Regions from separate parts of the Homo sapiens genome. Here all the other regions are linked to region 1. Evidence: read pairs that join two places in POLR2A ChIA-PET (ENCODE). Cell type or tissue: CD4-positive, alpha-beta T cell. All regions are shown on one strand. Each heading gives the region's core, and the rest is flanking DNA. Links, peaks and the distances in the headings are about the cores only. Region 1 overlaps KLF12 (KLF transcription factor 12). Region 2 overlaps KLF12 (KLF transcription factor 12). Region 3 overlaps KLF12 (KLF transcription factor 12).

Region 1 (5,843 bases), core at 216-5,215:
CCTCCCTTCTTCTTTTTCTCTTCCCTGTTTACACATTTTCATTCTCTGGCCACTTGATTATAGTGGTTCTTCAGCTAAGCTATTTAGAGTACCTTACCAAAGTAATTATTATATTTTACCAGAAATTTTCAAGAGTGATCATAAAAATGATACAAGTGTCTTTCAAATATCATTTTAGTTAAAATTTTTTTACTTACTGAGAACATTATAGTGTTAAAGCAGCATAGTAATTGATTATTAAAAACATTTATTGAAGTATAATATCTATATAGTTTTATGTATCAACAGTTGTATATTATTTTAATAAGGCAGCTTCTTCCCTTCTCTTAAGCTGATGTTAGGTGAGAATTTCTTACTTTTTCTAAAGAATTTTATTTAATAATGTTAATAATTATTGACTCAAGAAGTGTGATTTTTTGTGTCTTACACGTAATCAGTTTTTCAGTGTATCTTATAGTCTAATGGAGTGTAAGTTTCTCAAAATTCCAATTTAAGAATCAATTGATTATTCATATTTAACATGCTGCTTCAACTATTTGTGCTTTTAGAGCAAGACACTTAATATGAAAGTGAATTTATTTTTATTAAAGGCTTTTAATTTGTTTTCTATGGCCACTGTAACAAATTACCACAAACTTAGTGGTTTTGAAAAAAAAACACAAATTTATCTTACAGTTCTGGTGGTCAGAAGTCCAATGGTCTCACTGGGCTAAACTCAAAGTATTGGGAGGATTATATTCCCTTCTGGAGGTCCTAGGACTGATTCCATTTCCTTACCGGCCTCTAGAGCCTACTCAGGTTCCTTGGTCCATTCAACTCCAGCAGCTTTGGGCCAAGTCCTTCTGGTACTGCCATCTCTCTGGTTCTCCCCTTCTACCTCCCTCCTTCACATTTAAGGACTATTGTGATTACTTTGGCCTATCCTAGATAATCCAGGATGATCTCCTTATTTTAAGGTCAGGTGATTAGCAACTTTAATTCCATCTGTGACTTTCATTCCCCTTTGCCATGTAACCTAACAGATTTCAGGGATTAGGACATGGACATCTTTAGGGGGCCATTACTCTGCCAGCCACAGGTTTTCAAAAACGTAAGTGACTGTGATTGCAGGTACATGTTACCTTTGTCATAAACATGTGGTTGGGAATTTTGAAAGAATTCTCATTTTGCTAATTCCATTAATAGTCAAGCAAATTATGATTTATGTCAATCAAAATATAATTTTCTTCCTTCTTGTGATTGGAAGAAAAAAGTCCATTCAAATCACTTTTGCAGCTAAATGAAGCAAGTGATAATATTAAAATTTCCCATTATAAAAAATCTAATAAATATCTAATTTTTTGCAAACAGTAGATTGTTTACCACAGTTTCACATGGTGATACTATGGTTTTATGTGCCTTCAAAGCTAGATGAACTACTTTTAGAATTCATCAGACCTTTTGGCCTAACAAATTTTCCTTTGTTTTTGAATGTTGTTATTTGTAGCGTATCTGATAAAACTGAAATCTAGTTTCAGGAAACATGTTTGGTTATCTCGTTAAAAGCTCTTGAGGTGATAGCATGCACTTACTTACAACCCATACACTTACTAAGACATCCTGTATCTCTTGCAGCTGTGGCTCCGGAGCTGTATTTAAAGTTTAGTTAATACCTAGCCAGCAGCTATCTATTGAAATTAACAGATAGGCTAGGGCTGTTGCCTCTTTCAGGGTAGTGAGATCCTTTAGATTTCAAAGAACTTTTTCTGGGGGAATTTTTTTGATTGTTTTTGTTATCAAAGTGAGGAAAAGTTCTGTATAGCTTTTTCTTTTCATCCGTCTTCACACAGCAGAGAGTCTAAGGGGAGCAAAATCTGTGAGAGGGGCCTTTTGCAGTTTTAATAGCTTCACATCTCAGGGATGACTCCTTTAATTTAGAGTGCTAATAGCTGGCATCTAGGGGAAAATGAAAGGCCGCTTGACAATGAGAAGCTGGAAGATTGAGAGCAAACACATGGAGAGTCGTTAGAGCCAGGACTGTAAGTAAAAAGGGGATGGTAGTTACACAGAGTCTGGGGTTTGGGACCCTGAGCCTGGTTTAAAGCCTCCTTCTAATGTTGCACACTGTGATAATCACTGGTTGTCGGCCTTGCACCCTTCTGCCGTGAGTAATCCCTTTCCCTGTTTTCAATCATGTGCACTCAAATTGAAGGGTAGGTGTTCCTTTTTAACTGAGAGTTGAGTGTCCTTTTTAACTGAGAGTTGGAATCTGGGCACCTTGTGACAACCACGATTTCATCATCCATTGCTGCAAAACAGAGCATCCCAGGTTAGTGGCTTAAAGCAAAAGCAGTATGTGTTTTGCTCTTGAAGTGGCTACTTGGGTAGGACTTGGTGGAGTCGGCTTCTCCTTGCTCTGCTCAGTGGCTGCTGAGGTTCAAAGGCGGATGACTGCAATCATGAAGACTCTCGTCGACATGTTTTCCAGTTAGTGCTGGCTCTCAGCCAGTCTGTTGGCTGCAACGCCTTCATGTGGCCAAGGCTTCCTTAACAGTAAAGCTGCGCACTGGGGAAGGTGGGTGGGGGGATAACACCAGGCAGAAGCTGTGTCACCCTTGGAAGTGATGCCATGTGATTTCCCCCATATTCTGTTCATCCAGGTGATTATAAAGACAGGCTCATTAATTCAAAAGGAGGGGACATATCCCCCACCCCTTGATGGGAGAGTGGAAACATTCTGGAAGAGCACATGTGACTGGAGATACTGTAGTGAACATTTCTGGAAAACAGCATCAGCTACAGTTCATCTTCAAACTGGAGGAATCCGTAACGTTTTGTTTTTCTGGAACTAGTTCTGGTGCCAAATTCTGTATCAGTTGGGGTGTGAAAAGAGAAACAGAATGAGGGGAAAGGTGCCGAATATGGGACTTAAAAGGACTTGACCTCCTATGATGGTAGGAACTAGTTAAGCACATTATATATGGCTGTTGCTTCTATATATTTGGCGCCAGAGCTGAAATCACCAGGGCTAGCAGTCGGGAAGGAAGGATGAGAGTGGAGCGCAGGAGAGGAAGGCCACACTGGATGTACAAGGGCACATGCCAGTCCACATAGACCCTCACTGATCATAAGCCTCTAACTTCAGAGAGGCCAGGGAACTGTGGGAGAAGCTGGCACCCTTCCCTGAGCAAGACGCGTCATGGCCTATGAATAAAATAAGCAGATGAAGGCAATCCCGTGGACCAGCCGCTTCCCTGTGCCAGCGAGGAGAGCAGGCACATAGGCGACAGTGTGTGTGAGCTGCACCTTCCCAGTGTGAGATGCATGCGGCAGGTGCTTCACTACTGCCCCGAGTCCCGCCAGGGTGGCTCTTATAACCCAAAAATGATGGCATGCTGCAGGGAAGACAGTTCTGAAAATGTAGACATGTAGTTGAGATAGTTCAAATCCACCACCAAGTCTTTCCTTGCCTCTTCTCTGCCATTTCACTTGCAGCTCTACCTGCTTGCTGTCCTCCCCACCCGAGGATCTTATAGAGGATTATAGACCTCTGTTGGTTCCTGTTCTTTCCTTGATTTTCCCATTTCTGTCTGAAGCACTGCTCCTGGGACCCACCCTTGTAGTGGAGAGGACAGTGCTGTCACATGAATGGACGTCTCCACATGAGGAAGGCTCATCTGCCCTAGAATACCACCTGCCTGGATTCACTGCTTATGAATTCTGCACGACTCTGAGAACCTGCAAGATTATTTGTGGCCTCTTCTTGCTTTTTCATATGGTACTTGACTCAGTTACTGCTGTCTGTTGTGGTTGAGGCCACTCTGCTCCCTGGATTTGGGATCTTGACTGCCTGTCTATAATGCCATAGACCAGTCAGGCTGGGGCCAGGGCTTTGTGGCCTCAGGGATTTGTGATTGAGAGTTTAGGAAAGAGAAAACATAATATGAGGAAAAGGAGGATTCTGATTTTGTACATGATGGAAATATGTGAATAATTGGGACACCAGGGACTTGTCCAGATAGTAAAGTTTAGAGCAAAGTTATGAGCAAGAATGATAGCAATAGTTTGTATGCAGAATATGAATGAATAATATAAAGGCTGGGAGTAAGTTAGAGGCAAGATTGGCAGGCAGTAACTGGGAGGACACGGTGCTGGAGAACACCCGATAAGCAGGAATGTAGTTAATTCAGACAGAGGTTCACGAACCAGAAGGCACTGATACTGGAGAGAAGAATGGGATGGGTAGTGAAAGGTCCGTGCTGACATCACTAAGTTGAATCATGCTGGCACCAAGAAAGGTGGTGGCATAGGGCAGCTTCTGTACAGCAGGGCTGGAAAGCAAGTGGCTTTTTAATCGCATGTTAAGTCTTAGACTGTGCCAGGGTTGGTTGCCTGGCGTTCTGGTTGAGCCATAGTACAGGACTAGGAAACCCTGTACACTTGAACTTCCAGGAACAAAGATAAAGGGATTCCTTGGTGAGAGGAGTGATGGTAGACAGGGACAGGGTGCGAGCCTCATACTGGATAAGTATTAAGCTGCCTTATAGAGATCTTTTCAATGAATATTTGAACAAGAGGATGAATGAAATGTGAGTAAGAGCAAAAGAAGGAGAATGAGAGAAAAATGAGAATGAATTTTACTTTTTTTTCTTTTTTTTTTGGAAAAAAAGTGTTAAAGAGTATGATTATATGTGACAGAAGAAAGAAAAATGAAATCCTGAAATAAATGAAAAGTGGGTGACAGAAAACCTGAAATACTGAACATTTCTTTTATTAAGATAGAGTTTTCCAGTATGTGGTAGATGAGGGAAAGGGTCTGGTTTACAGGACTTAACTATGAGAAAAATGGCAAGAGAGGGATTTTCCTAAGCAGTTACTCTCCATGGCTAGGCTGATATCTTGGTAAAAATGCTCTGAATGTACTGCTTAGGCTATTGCTAAATATAGTAACAAATATGAAGAGTGTTTTTTTCCTATACCAAGTGTATTTATGATTATAAATCTACACATTTGTGATAACCCAACAATTTTATAATAAGGCATCTAGCAACAAGATTTCTTTTTTATTTTTTAATGGAAGATATCCTTTCTGACAGTTGTCTTTGCCTAAGTGTACATTTACCTTTCAATGATGGAAGATATCCTTTCTGACAGTTGTCTTTGCCTAAGTGTACGTTTACCTTTCAATAATGGAAGATATCCTTTCTGACAATTGTCTTTGCCTAAGTGTACATTTACCTTTCAATGCATATGGGACCAAGAAAATCCCCAAAATGGAACCTCCTCCTCCTCCTTCATTTCTTTTAGTTTGTTGAGTGTTCTGAGGATTTTCTTAACCACTTTTCCTTGTGCTTTTTGTATTGCAAATTAAGTTTCTATTCATGCCTTAAAAATAAAATAACTGCTTCTGTTGTGTGATGAGCATATCACCTTAATAAAGCAAATCCTAGTCAATGAAGTTAATGTTTTTCAAAATCAGACTTTGAAAGTTCTTGTTTAACCAATTAAAAGAATTAATCACTCTAGTCAACAAAGCACAGGGGAGATAATTTATTAAGTATTTGAAAGATAAAAAAGAATATATATGTATTGACTGTGTAAGTTGTAAGCCATGATAACAGAGAAACCTAACTTAAAAAAGTAGATTGTTTCCAGTATTTTTTTTCAAGACCCCTTTTAGTCCCTTTCTTAGCCTGTCTGGGCTGCTGTAACAAAATACCTTAGACTGAGTAATTTATAAATACTAGAAATGTATTGCTCAGAGTTTGGAAGCTGGGAAGTCCGAGATGAACTCTCCAGCAGATTCAGTGTCTGGCCAGGGGTTACTCTTAGCTGCATTTTCTCTTGGCAGAAGGGACAAGGCA
Region 2 (5,843 bases), core at 305-5,304, 78 kb before region 1:
AGGTCACACTTTGTAGTTGCGGTCCCAAGCCACGTTGCTCATGCACTTCCCTCACGTCACTCCTACACTGCTTCATGGGCTCAGAAACTGGGAATTTATCCTGGAACAAGGACACAGAATATGATCCTCTGTCCCTGGATTCTGTGTATATCCACTTCTCTATCCCATATTACAGAAAACAGTACAACACACAAACACTCATATTCTCATCCTTGACCTGACAAAAATTTTCATGTAGATGGATGCCTATGGGTTCACTGAATTTCTGCATCATGATAGGTCTTATTTCTTTCAATTCTTTGGGGGACTCTTATAGAGGTAAATGAAGATCCAGATAAATTACTTCATTGTATAAGTTATAGTAACTTTGACATAGTTACACAAGTGTCTGGCTCACACCTGAATTTCTCACTTTAAAATATATGTGTTTTGAATATGACCATGATTTGCTGTTTTAAATTTCAGTGTGTATATACATGCCAATATGTATGTGCATATGAATTAGATACAGAGTAGTATACAGTGTGTATATATATATATACATGTGTGTGTGTGTGTGTGTGTGTAAGAATCAGATACAGAGTAATATACATATATGCAGATTGTATGTATGAATCAGTAAAATGTGTGTATGAAGCAGATGGAGGATAGTGGAATGTATGTGTATATGAATCAGGATATGGGAGTATAATGTTTGTGTCTATGTATATATGAATCAGAAGCAGAGTACTGAAGTGTGTGTTTTTGTTTGAATTGGGCAGACAAGTATGTGTATGTGTGTACATGTATATTTGTGTATGAGTCAAAAACAGTAGAATAACGTATACATGAGTGTGTGTGAATCAGACTTAGAGTAGTATGATGGGAAGAATGCAGGATGAATAAAACTAACATTGATTCTGAGATAACTTAGTACCTGTGTGACTTTGTGACTTTGTACAAATCACACAGACTTTCTAGACATCATTAGTACAGTGTGAGATTTTTAGATCTAAGGTCCTTTATGGTCTAAAATTTGATGGTTAGTACAGTCAGCATCACAAACTACTCAGCCTATTTCATTCCTCTGTGAATTATTGTGTCTGTAATGACATTTATAATTGACCTTTCAGCATTCAGAATCTCCATTGTGTCTTTGTTTATTAGCCTCTACAGCAGAGAGACATGATAACTCTTAATTTCAGGGTCATGTCTCTGGACTATGTCCAAAATGTCCCTGGTTATTATAATTCTGGACTCCAATGCTTCTTTGGATGTATCATCAACACCAAATTTTGTAAGTCACTGGATTAACATAAACAAAACGATTGCAGCCACCCATGTCTCATTTTGCTAAAGTTATGTGACTTTATAATACTTAATATTGAGTGAGTGAAATCCACGAAGACACTGTTCATGCCTGTAGAAAATCATATGTAATACCTGCTACATGCAAGGTACTAGGCAAATGTTTATGGAATGAACAAATCATTGTATGGTAAAATGCATTTTAAAAATATACAGTTATATATGAGCCTATGTGTTCTCTGAGAATCCCTGTGATGTTTTTCTTGGTGATGGAGAGGGGTGGTTTTCCATCATCACCATTGCAAGATGGCAGTGGTATTTAGATGCTGTTTGTAATGGACAGATAGTGAGAGGAACTGAGGGGTGCTGGGAATAGAATGTTTGTGATTTTTTTCCTCTTTTGGGGACAGGGATATTGCACCCCTTTTAGAGGAACCATCTTAAACCAGTGAACCAAATTATTTTATTAGCTCATGTCTATAGAATCATATGGAAGCTTCTTCTTTGGGCATAAATTTTGTGTCCACAGGGCACTGAAGCAGTTAATCTAAATGCTGTCTTTTGGAATCAAAGGGCAGCTTGGGCACAGCACTGAATTAGGAAACTGGAACATCAGAAAGTTCTAGTTTTCTTGCAGTATTTTTTTGCTAGTATGTGGTAATTACAAAAGGAAGTGAAAAACTATAAGGGAAAATTATAAATACTAAAATAAAATTTGGTAGTCTAATACAGAACACCTTTTTTAGTGCATGAGTACCTTATACTGTAAAAAAAATTTCAAATCTATTTGAGTATTAATCACTAAAGTTTGCTGTGATTACAGGACATTGCCTTTAAAGGCCCCCTGTCATTTTATGCTGAGTACATGTAGTGGTAGTTAATTTTTACTTTGATATTTTCTGTTGACCTCCTTACTTGTGGGAAAGGAGTAAACCTGAGAAATAAGACATTAAAATCTTGGCTGATTATCAGTTATTAATACTATTCTTGAGGAAGATATTTGGCCCTAAGATAAATGAAATATGAAGGTTGTTAAATAAGGTTAATTTACCTAGCAGTTTTGATGTCCTTGAAGGTTAGCATAGGAAATAATAGTGCAGTCTGAATGCATGGTATTGGCTTTAGGGTAGCTCTTTAGTTCAAGCCTCCTTAAAGCATTTTGAAACGTTTGCATTAAGTTTGTGCTGAATTGACTCCCAGAAAGGAGACTTCTTCCAGAGTCAAAATGAAACTAAGTATTCATATTAGAGGATGGTGGGGAGAAAAAAAAATGTCTTCCACTCAGGAGCAGACTGCATTAGAGTTCTGCCAACTGGCCTGTTTGTGAGAACTAGTGAAGTCATCAAGCCTGAGCTATTTTAGCACCCTGACATGGTGCACCGAGGCAGCTGGAGGTGCGGCACAGAGGAAGCTCGGAGAGAGAGGTTTTTCCGAAGCAAAAAATTTTCCTGCTGACTGACAGCATCACCATTTCACACCGGCTGGGGCTCTGACATCTCTGGGAAGCATGAGGGCTTGTGTAATGGCCCACACAGAAAGTGGGTGAAGAGGATCTCTAGCCTTTTCAGGTTATTTCAAGTGGGGTCTCATTGTCAAGGGACCAACCATCCAACAAAATAGGTTCCTGTGGGTTAGGAAAATGGTGATGGTGAAAAGCTGGAGATGAAATCTTTTGTTTCTAGAGCTAGATGGATTTTTTCGTTTTTCTTTTTTAACACAAAAGGGTCAGAAATGCAAAGGATGCCCTTTGCTGACACAGCTCTGTAAGAGATTACAAGCAAAACAAAGACAGATTTATAGATAATTTATCAGCATATTGAAGACAAATTGAATATCATGCTGCACAGTAAATTACTTCAGAACAACCCCAAAGTGGAAGAAAATACTTGTAAATTGCATTTTTAAGCCCTTAAGAACAAGTTCTATCACTTGTTTAAAAAAATTGTTTTGTAACATGAAGTGCATTTTAATTGTCTGACTATGAACTCTTGCCTTATGGGCTCAGTCACTAAAGATGCTTAAGAGAAAAGCATAAATGAATACTTGATTGATCATAAAATCATCTACAGGATGCTGTTTTAACCACTTCCGAAACGATCTAAAAGTGTACACAGCTTCATCCCTTTAGAGACTTAGAAAAAGTCCAGATACATCAACCAAATAGAGACAAATATAGAGAAAATGAGAGACTAAGTTTTGAGTGTAAGAAATTAACTCATTTTGAGCTTCACTGATGAAAAGCAAGATTTTAAAACAAGAGGTGCTCCATGATGAGTCGTTTTTTACAATAAGGAATGAAGCAAAGCAGACACTCTTTAACATGGGTGCACTCAGGGGTCAGGGCTATGAAAGCTGCCAGAATTCAACCCTGATTTAGCAATGAGAAGCCAGAGACAGGAAGCTGCCTTGTTTATTAGAAATAGGGTAACCACAGTCTCAAGACAACTGAGGAAGACTCTGCTGGCACTTTTCTTCTGAAAGCAAGCACTAGTGCAAAAAAACCCCACCAAAGTATGTAGTATAGGTGTTTATATGTGACTAAGGCTTATGTATTCATATATTCTTTTGTTTACTTCTTAAAATTTATGGTTAGAAAGGCACAACTTTTATATTTTTTCCAGTTAAAAGTTTCAGAAAGCTATCATATAACGTCAAGGTATAAAAATCATGTGTGACCTTGATTTCTACAATACTTTACGTATTCAAAGTAGTTGAACCTTTATTTAGGAGGATGCTTCCTTCAAATTAAAGACTTTTGCTCAGAGAGTGCCACCATGTTTCAGTGGGAAAAGGATCAGATTAGCCTCGGGATACTTGGAAGTTATGGCAGAGGTTGCAGAGTAATTTTTCATTATTTGCTAGAACTTGGGACATCATTGGGATTGTTTTTAATCACAGGTGAAGAAACTGAGACCCCAGAGTGTTTTTTTTATCTGTGGTCTCACAGTCTAGGAAGTATCATGGAAATTAGATGGATGAGTCTAATTGAAAGTCACTGTGTGCAATAACTGGCGTGCCACTTTAGAGGGCAATTAGGAAAAACTGTAGTATGCTTATATTAAATTTTTCTGGACCTTGATTTCATCTGTCTTTGGAACTTAGAAGTTTCTTAAGGATCATGAAATTTGTCTTAGTGATTAAAAGCTAGGCTCCAGAACCCACCTATCTGTGTTTGAAACCTAGTTCCTCCCTCAGTGTTACATGACCTAGGCTAAGTTACCTAACATATCAGGGCCTCAGTTTCCTCATTTATAAGATGACCTTATTGATAGAACTTAACCTTAAAGGATTGTTGTGATGTTTTGAGAGAATATATCTGAAATGCCTCATTTGGTACCTCCTACATAAAAAGACCAAAGTTAATGTGAACTCTTGCTATGATGAATGTTACTTTATTGTACAATGCCTCAAGGCCTTGATTCGATAGCTGCATTTTTGTTTGTGTTGAAAGTATTGGACCACACATGGTAACCCAGGGACCAAGGTCTAGACTTAGCCCATGAGATGGTACTATTCCCCTCACCCTTGTCTACTAGAAAATAATTTCTCTTCTGGTAGGAAATAAGTGCTCTATCAATAGTGAAGTGCTTTTTCAGGAGTAAAGTTCAAGAAGTTAAAACCTGTGAATAGAGATCAGTGAACATTTTAGAAAATAGAAAACGACCACTCCTATTCAACAGAGTACTGGAAGGCCTAGCCAGAGCAATCAGGTAAGAGAGAAATAAAAGACATCCAAATTGGAAAAGAGGAAGTAAAATTATCTCTGTTCACTGATGGCATGATCTTATACCTAGAAAACCCAAAAGACTTTTTGGAAAGGCTCCTAGACTTGATAAACAACTTCAGTAAAGTTGTAGGATACAAAACCAGTGTACAAAATTCAGTTGCATTTCTGTACACCAGTAATGTTCAAGCTGAGAACCAAATCAGGAACTCAACCCCATTTACAACACACACACACACACACACACACACACACACACACACACACACACAAAACCTAGGTATACATTTAACCACGGAGGCGAAAGATGTCTTCTTAAGAAGAAGTTCTACAAAACACTAATGAAAGAAATTTTAATTGATACAAACAAATGGATTGGAAGCATCAATATTGTTAGTATGACCAAACTGTCCAAAGTAATCTACAGATTCGACACAATTTCTATGAAAATACCAAAGTTATTCTTCACAGAATTAAAAAAAAATCCTTAAGTTTATATGAAAACAAAAAAGACCACGAGCAACCAAAACAATCCTAACCAAAAAGAGCAAAGCTAGAGGCATCATGTTACTTGAATTCAAATTATACTACAAAGCTATAGTAACTAAAACATCATGGTACTGGTACAAAAATAGATGCATAGATCAATAGAGAAAAATAGAGAACCCAGAAATCAAGCCACATACTGCAACCAACTGATCTTTGACAAAGTGGACAAAAATAAACAATGGGGAAGTGGCACTCTATTCAACAAATGGTGCTAGGAAAATGGCTGGCTTTGTGCAGAAGAATGACACTGGACCCCTGTCTCTCACCATATACAAAAATTAAG
Region 3 (5,843 bases), core at 535-5,534, 85 kb before region 1:
TTCAAAAATTGTAGCTTACATTGTAGTCATTGTGTGCTATTTTTTGTATGTATGTATGTATTTATACACACAGAAATGGGGTCTTGCTCTGTCACCCGGGTGGCGTGCAGTGGAGCCATCACAGCTTGCAGCTCAGGATCCTTCTGCCTCAGCCTCCCAGGTAGCTGGGACCATAGGCATGTGCCACCACACCTGGCTAACTTTTTAAATCTTTTGTAGAGGACCTTGCTATGTTGCTTTGGCTGGTCTTGAACTCCTGGCCTCAAGCAATCCTCCTGCCTTGGTCTCCCAAAGTACTGGGATTATAGGCGTGAGCCACTGTACCTGGCAGATTGTATGCTATTTTTAACGTTGTTTAGTTTCTTGTAGATAATCTTTTATATATATATATATATATATATATATATATATATATATATATTTGTATTTCTTAATTCTTAAAAAGATCTTGGAAATAGTAGACATTTAGGAGTTGATAAGAATTCATGCATTTTTCATTATCATATTTTCATATTTCTTTTTAATGAGCATGTACCATATTCCAGACACTCCATTAAGTGCTAATAGGTACAAAAGAAATGTATGATAATATATAATCACTTGAGTTGTAATAAAGGTAGAATATAATTTGAAGTGAAGCCAAATGGCATTGATCTGCCTTCATCTATTTCCAGGTAAATTTGCATTTCTAGTTAAAATTTCTTTTGTAGAGAGAACTTGGAGGTTCATAAGGAGGTTTGGATACTACCCCAGTATTCTATATAGTATGATGTAAGTTTCTGCGGTAGATTGTCCAGTTGTTCAGGTGGGGGGGTTGGGGAGGAAAATTTAGAAGATGCTATTCATTACATTACACTAACACTCTTCTGTTAATATGTGGAGAATTGTTCATTCTTTCCCATTGGTATTGATTTAAAATAAGAAATCACCATACACAGTCAGACCCATGACCAATCAGTTTTCTCCCCTGTAGCTTCATGATGGGGTTGCCTCTTTAACGTAGTTCACTCGTATCTTAATTTCTTTAAGCTACTACTTGTTTCTTTGAATCCATTTCGGTTTGCCATTCAGTCATTTCTTTTTTTTCTTTTTTGAGACGGAGTCTCGCTCTGTCGCCCAGGCTGGAGTGCAGTGGTGCGATCTTGGCTCACTGCAAGCTCCGCCTCCCGAGTTCACGCCATTCTCCTGCCTCAGCCTCCCGAGTAGCTGGGACTACAGGCGCCTGCCACCACGCCCGGCTAATTTTTTTGTATTTTTTTTTTTAGTAGAGACGGGGTTTCACTGTGTTAGCCAGGATGGTCTCGATCTCCTGACCTTGTGATCCGCCCACCTCACCCTCCCAAAGTGCTGGGATGACAGGTGGAAGCCACTGCGCCCGGCCCCAGTCATTTCTTAAAACTTGATGAAGTTTTAAAAAATTTTAGTCTTGCGGATTATAGGTTTAACACCTGCCATATGAAATAGCAATTGATTCATTTTCTTTATATTATTTGTATTTGTCTCAGGTTTTAATAAAATACTCCTGTGTGTACTGTTGCCAGGATGAGATGGACAAATGGTGTTATAAAATTCTTGGCAACTAGGATTCCATAGATTATTTAGTTTATGTTTCTAGACTGAAACTCCATATTATTTTTATATAGTACTCTCCATTCTCATGATGAATAAAGTGTAAGTAGTTGTCATCTTTAACATGCATTACTTATTAGGGTGTGGTGGTTAACATTATGAAGAGCATCACAGTTCTGTAAAGGTAATTTTTGTTTTGAGTTCTATTTGGTAATGCTTATATTTTGTTGATATTTGTGTTGTGTTAACAGTATTAGAGAGCTGTCTTCTATAAGTTGTTCATAGTGACTGTTGGACCCACTTCCTGTTTATTCACAACTGCCATCCATGTTCCCACAAACTTCAATCAATTATTTTTTTTTCCTCATGAAATATCTTTTACTTATCTATAAGGGAAATGTTACAGACCCAACCCCAGAGTCTCAGAAGGTCTGCTGCATTGCCCACCCAGGGAGCTTTAAAACTTCATTGCCCTTCTCATTCCTGCTGCCTTAACAATGCCATTCTCACTCTCATAGATTAGTATCTGCTTCACCAAGACAGTAGATCTCTGTAAGTCAAGAACTCTTATCAGCTTCTTCATGACCAATTAGTGGGCCTATCCCTGCCTAGTCCTCTTCCATCCTTCCCCTCACTCTGCGGAAGGTGAGTTGTTTTGGATGGTGGCTGTTGCTGGCAGGGTCCAGTCTCTAAAGTTGTATCTTGAAAAAACAAACAAACAAACAAAACCCCATATTCCTCTGTTTTCATCCTCTAGAAAAGACTCTTGCCCTCTTTGGCCCTTGGCTGAAGGAGAGCTTCTTAAGAGCTTGTCCCCACTTCATAGTCCATTCTATCTCCAACTCAAGGTGCCTGAGTGTACACACCTGCTGCGAAGCTCTGTCTTGGCTAGTGGTCGTTTACCTGCTAAGCACAGTGGTTTCATGAGTTATCTTCTTTGACTTCGCTTTTGCATTTGATGTGGTTGATTACTTCCTGCTTTAATTTTCTTCTCTTGGCTCTCATGTCATTCCTATGCTGCTGCTGCTTCCTGTCACTTTGTAGTCTTGTGGATGGGTCTCCTCTCCTTCTTGTCTCTAAATTTGGCATTTGAAAGAGTTTCATCTGTCTTCCTCGTTTCTCTATTTGCCCTTACATCATGTGCCCATTTATTTCTGCGGCTTCAAATTCTACCCATAGAGTAATGAGTCCTTAAATAGATCTCTTCACCTCTCTTGAGCACTAGCTGGTGAGGGCCAGCTTCATATTTGTCATCTCTTTCTTGGATATATAGCATTTCAAACTCATCATGTTCACAACTTTGTTCTTTATCTGTTGCTTTAAAATGCCTTCATTTCCTATTTTTATTAATGAATCTTTGACCACCAGATGCGACATTCCTAAACCTAGGAACCATTTTTAAGTCAGTATTATCCTTCACTCTTTTCACGTCTCATGAGTCACCAAGTCATGCTGATATACCTTTCTTAATATTCTTCTTCTATTTTTTTATTGGACTATTTTTGTAATCTCCTATTTTCTGCCTCTGTTACCTGTGTTCATTTTCTAAACTGTTGGAAAAGATACTATGCTAAAATATGTCTGATTGTGTCACTCTTTTGTTTAAAATATATGATTCCCCATAATTTATGGTCTAAAACTCAAATAACATTGTCCTCCTGGTCTTGTTTCTACCCAGCCTTTCCAACCTCTCCACTATTTGGGATGTTTAGTACCTGGACCTGTGGTGTTGCTCCATGCTTTTGCACGTATGATCTGTCAGAATGTGCCTTCGTACCTCATCTGTGTCACCATAACTCACTCTGCAGGCCTCACCACCATCAACTCTACTCTCTCCAGACTTATTTTCTTTTCCATGCTTAACAGAATCTTTTCCAGTGTCCATTCATATTCGCGGGGGATTTGTTCCAGGATCGGTGCATAGTCAAGTCCTGCCCTGTGGAACCACCTATAGGAAAAGTCAGCCCTCCATATATAGAGCTTCACTTCCCTCTAGTACTATATTTTTCATTTGTGTTTGGTTGGGGAAAAAGAGCCACATGTAAGTTGACTCAGGCAGTTCAAACCTGTGTAATTCAGGGGTCACCTTTGCTTACAATGCTTAGTATGATGAATAGCTACTGTTTGTTAGCATGTCTGTCTATCCCATTACATTTGACCACTTGGAGGGCTAAAACCTTAGTCTCTTTTGTATTCACAGCAGCTGTCACAGTCCCTGGCACATAGAAGACATGACAATAAATACACAGGAGCCTTGACAGAAGTAAGAATCAATAGTTGGTCAGTTTGTCAAAAAGTTAGTTAAAAGATAGAGGAGTATAAAGATGATGTATACATACCTTCATTATTTTATTCAAATAGGCCGGGTGCAGTGGCTCATGCCTGTAATCCCAGCACTTTGGGAGGTCAAAGTGGGCAGATCACTTGAGGCCAGGAGTTCGAGACCAGTCTAGCCAACATGGTGAAACCCAGTCTCTACTAAAAATACGAAAATTAGCTGAGTGTTATGACGCATGCCTGTGGTCCCAGCTACTGACGTGGCTGAAGCAGGAGAATCGTTTGAACCTGGGAGGTGTAGGCTGCAGTGTGCTGAGATTGCACCACTGCACCCCAGCCTGGGCAAGAGAGCAGAGCTCAGTCTCAAAAAAAAAAAAAAAAGAAAAAAATTTTATTTGAACATAACACGTAAAAAATACATCTTCTATCAATCTTTGGATGTAGGATCCACACTTTCTTCCAGCATGAATCCCTAGATGGAGTTTAGTGTTAATGCTTCTTACCAGGATTACAGCCATGATGGATTGTCCATTATTTCTGATATTTCTTTAAAGAGAAGTAAACACTTTTGAAGATATTTCTTATTTTTTCCATTGTAGTACAATTAGGATAGCTTCCTTATTCAGTATTAAAAATTGTTTTAAAAAATTGTTATAGTAGCTGAATCTTTAAAATTTTTCAAAACATACAACTTATTTTTCGTAGAAATAGACACTGTGCTGCATTTCATCCTCTTATTTCACTTCCTTAAGTAATGTATCATTTAATTAAATCACATTTTAAAAATAAGGCATTACTGCATAAACAAGTTTAGGATAAAAACCTCTTATTAAAAATGTGCCTTGGCTGATGGGAGCTGAGGTACTCGGTCTGCTCAGAGAGGAGCCAGCTGTCTGGTCACATTCCAGGTGCATCAGTCAGTATGATTTACAAGGGGAATGGAGCTCATTGGTTAATCTGGACAGTTGGTTAAGCGGAAGTTGGTTAAAAGGATTCTACCATATTTATCAGATTGCTGCTAAAAGGATGTTTTATCTCTGTTACATGGCATTTTGGTAACTAGAAGAGCTTAATACAAACTTGCCTACTTTCCTGTATACCCCTTCCCTGACATCATTTATAAAAATGTTAAATAAGACCATTTTGAGCACCTGTCTCCTGGAAGTGTGCATGCTTATATATCTGTTTCTCTGTCATTTATCCACTGCTTTCACCATGGCAAAATGTAATTTTTAAAACTAAAACTATTCTTTGGTTGGTTACTGTCTGTTGATTGCTACCAAGTAGAGTGAGTGCTCAATCATATCACATCATTAATTCCTGTGGTTTTTTTCTTCAATATGTAGTTTCTTCAATACTTGAAAGGCCTTTATTTTGAACATTTTGTGGATAGGTACCTGATTAGCAACTGCATCCTTCTATATAGTGATTAGTTGTAATTCAGGTTTTACATCTGTGCCAACAATTTACACATTTCCTCTTGAGTTTTTAACACTGTGATAATGCCAAACAGGTCTTTGCTTTTGTTATATCTAATGTAATAATTAGGTTTAGACTCTTCCTTAAGTTGGTAATTGTTTGATTTAGTTCCTGCAATCTGTTTCCAAAGATAACTTAGTATTTACAATATTTTTAATACTTCATAGAGACCAAGGACAAAGGTATTCAATTTCATATACAGACTCTTTTTCATCTGATGTACATGCTTTGCAGAAAATCTCACTTCATTTTCAAGGGTTGTATCTTGTTAAGCAACATTTTTTATTTTCTTTGGAATACTTTGCAAGGTTGTTCAAATTCTTTCTTGGCAGGCCTGATTATTAGTTTGTACTTGACCTGCTAAACTTTGAGGGTTTTCTTGTAATCCTTGGTAGGAGGGCTTTAATTTTCCAATTTTTGAAAAGCAGTTAGCTATGTGTGTCCCTGTCCACACTGTCCCCAAGCCCCTGCCCAGGGCCTGATCTTTTTGATCCTTAGCAGATGTTTATCTTGGGCTA

The links. ChIA-PET counts read pairs that join two places held together with the same protein. Peaks named below come from ENCODE experiments on the same cell type or tissue, not always from the same donor. Only the 100,000 strongest peaks of a DNase experiment are listed, where the experiment ranks them.
Region 2: POLR2A ChIA-PET joins it to region 1 with 13 read pairs; 5 of 35 experiments call an interaction of 5 or more read pairs at or near these places.
Region 3: POLR2A ChIA-PET joins it to region 1 with 16 read pairs; 4 of 35 experiments call an interaction of 5 or more read pairs at or near these places.

The regions. Positions count from the first base shown.
Region 1 is chr13:73,981,753-73,987,595 of GRCh38, reverse strand. All of the region lies in intron 2 of KLF12 (KLF transcription factor 12), which reads left to right. Among named protein-coding and RNA genes, the nearest start is that of KLF12, 150 kb to the left of the region's middle. In CD4-positive, alpha-beta T cell, for the core only: no CTCF peak of the experiment used is centred there; a DNase peak (open chromatin) is centred at 2,475; H3K4me3 peaks cover 1,022 bases; H3K27ac peaks cover 2,714 bases.
Region 2 is chr13:74,059,925-74,065,767 of GRCh38, reverse strand. All of the region lies in intron 1 of KLF12 (KLF transcription factor 12), which reads left to right. Among named protein-coding and RNA genes, the nearest start is that of KLF12, 72 kb to the left of the region's middle. In CD4-positive, alpha-beta T cell, for the core only: no CTCF peak of the experiment used is centred there; DNase peaks (open chromatin) are centred at 2,687, 3,367 and 3,667; H3K4me3 peaks cover 1,097 bases; H3K27ac peaks cover 3,497 bases.
Region 3 is chr13:74,066,943-74,072,785 of GRCh38, reverse strand. All of the region lies in intron 1 of KLF12 (KLF transcription factor 12), which reads left to right. Among named protein-coding and RNA genes, the nearest start is that of KLF12, 65 kb to the left of the region's middle. In CD4-positive, alpha-beta T cell, for the core only: no CTCF peak of the experiment used is centred there; DNase peaks (open chromatin) are centred at 2,525 and 4,125; H3K4me3 peaks cover 694 bases; H3K27ac peaks cover 368 bases.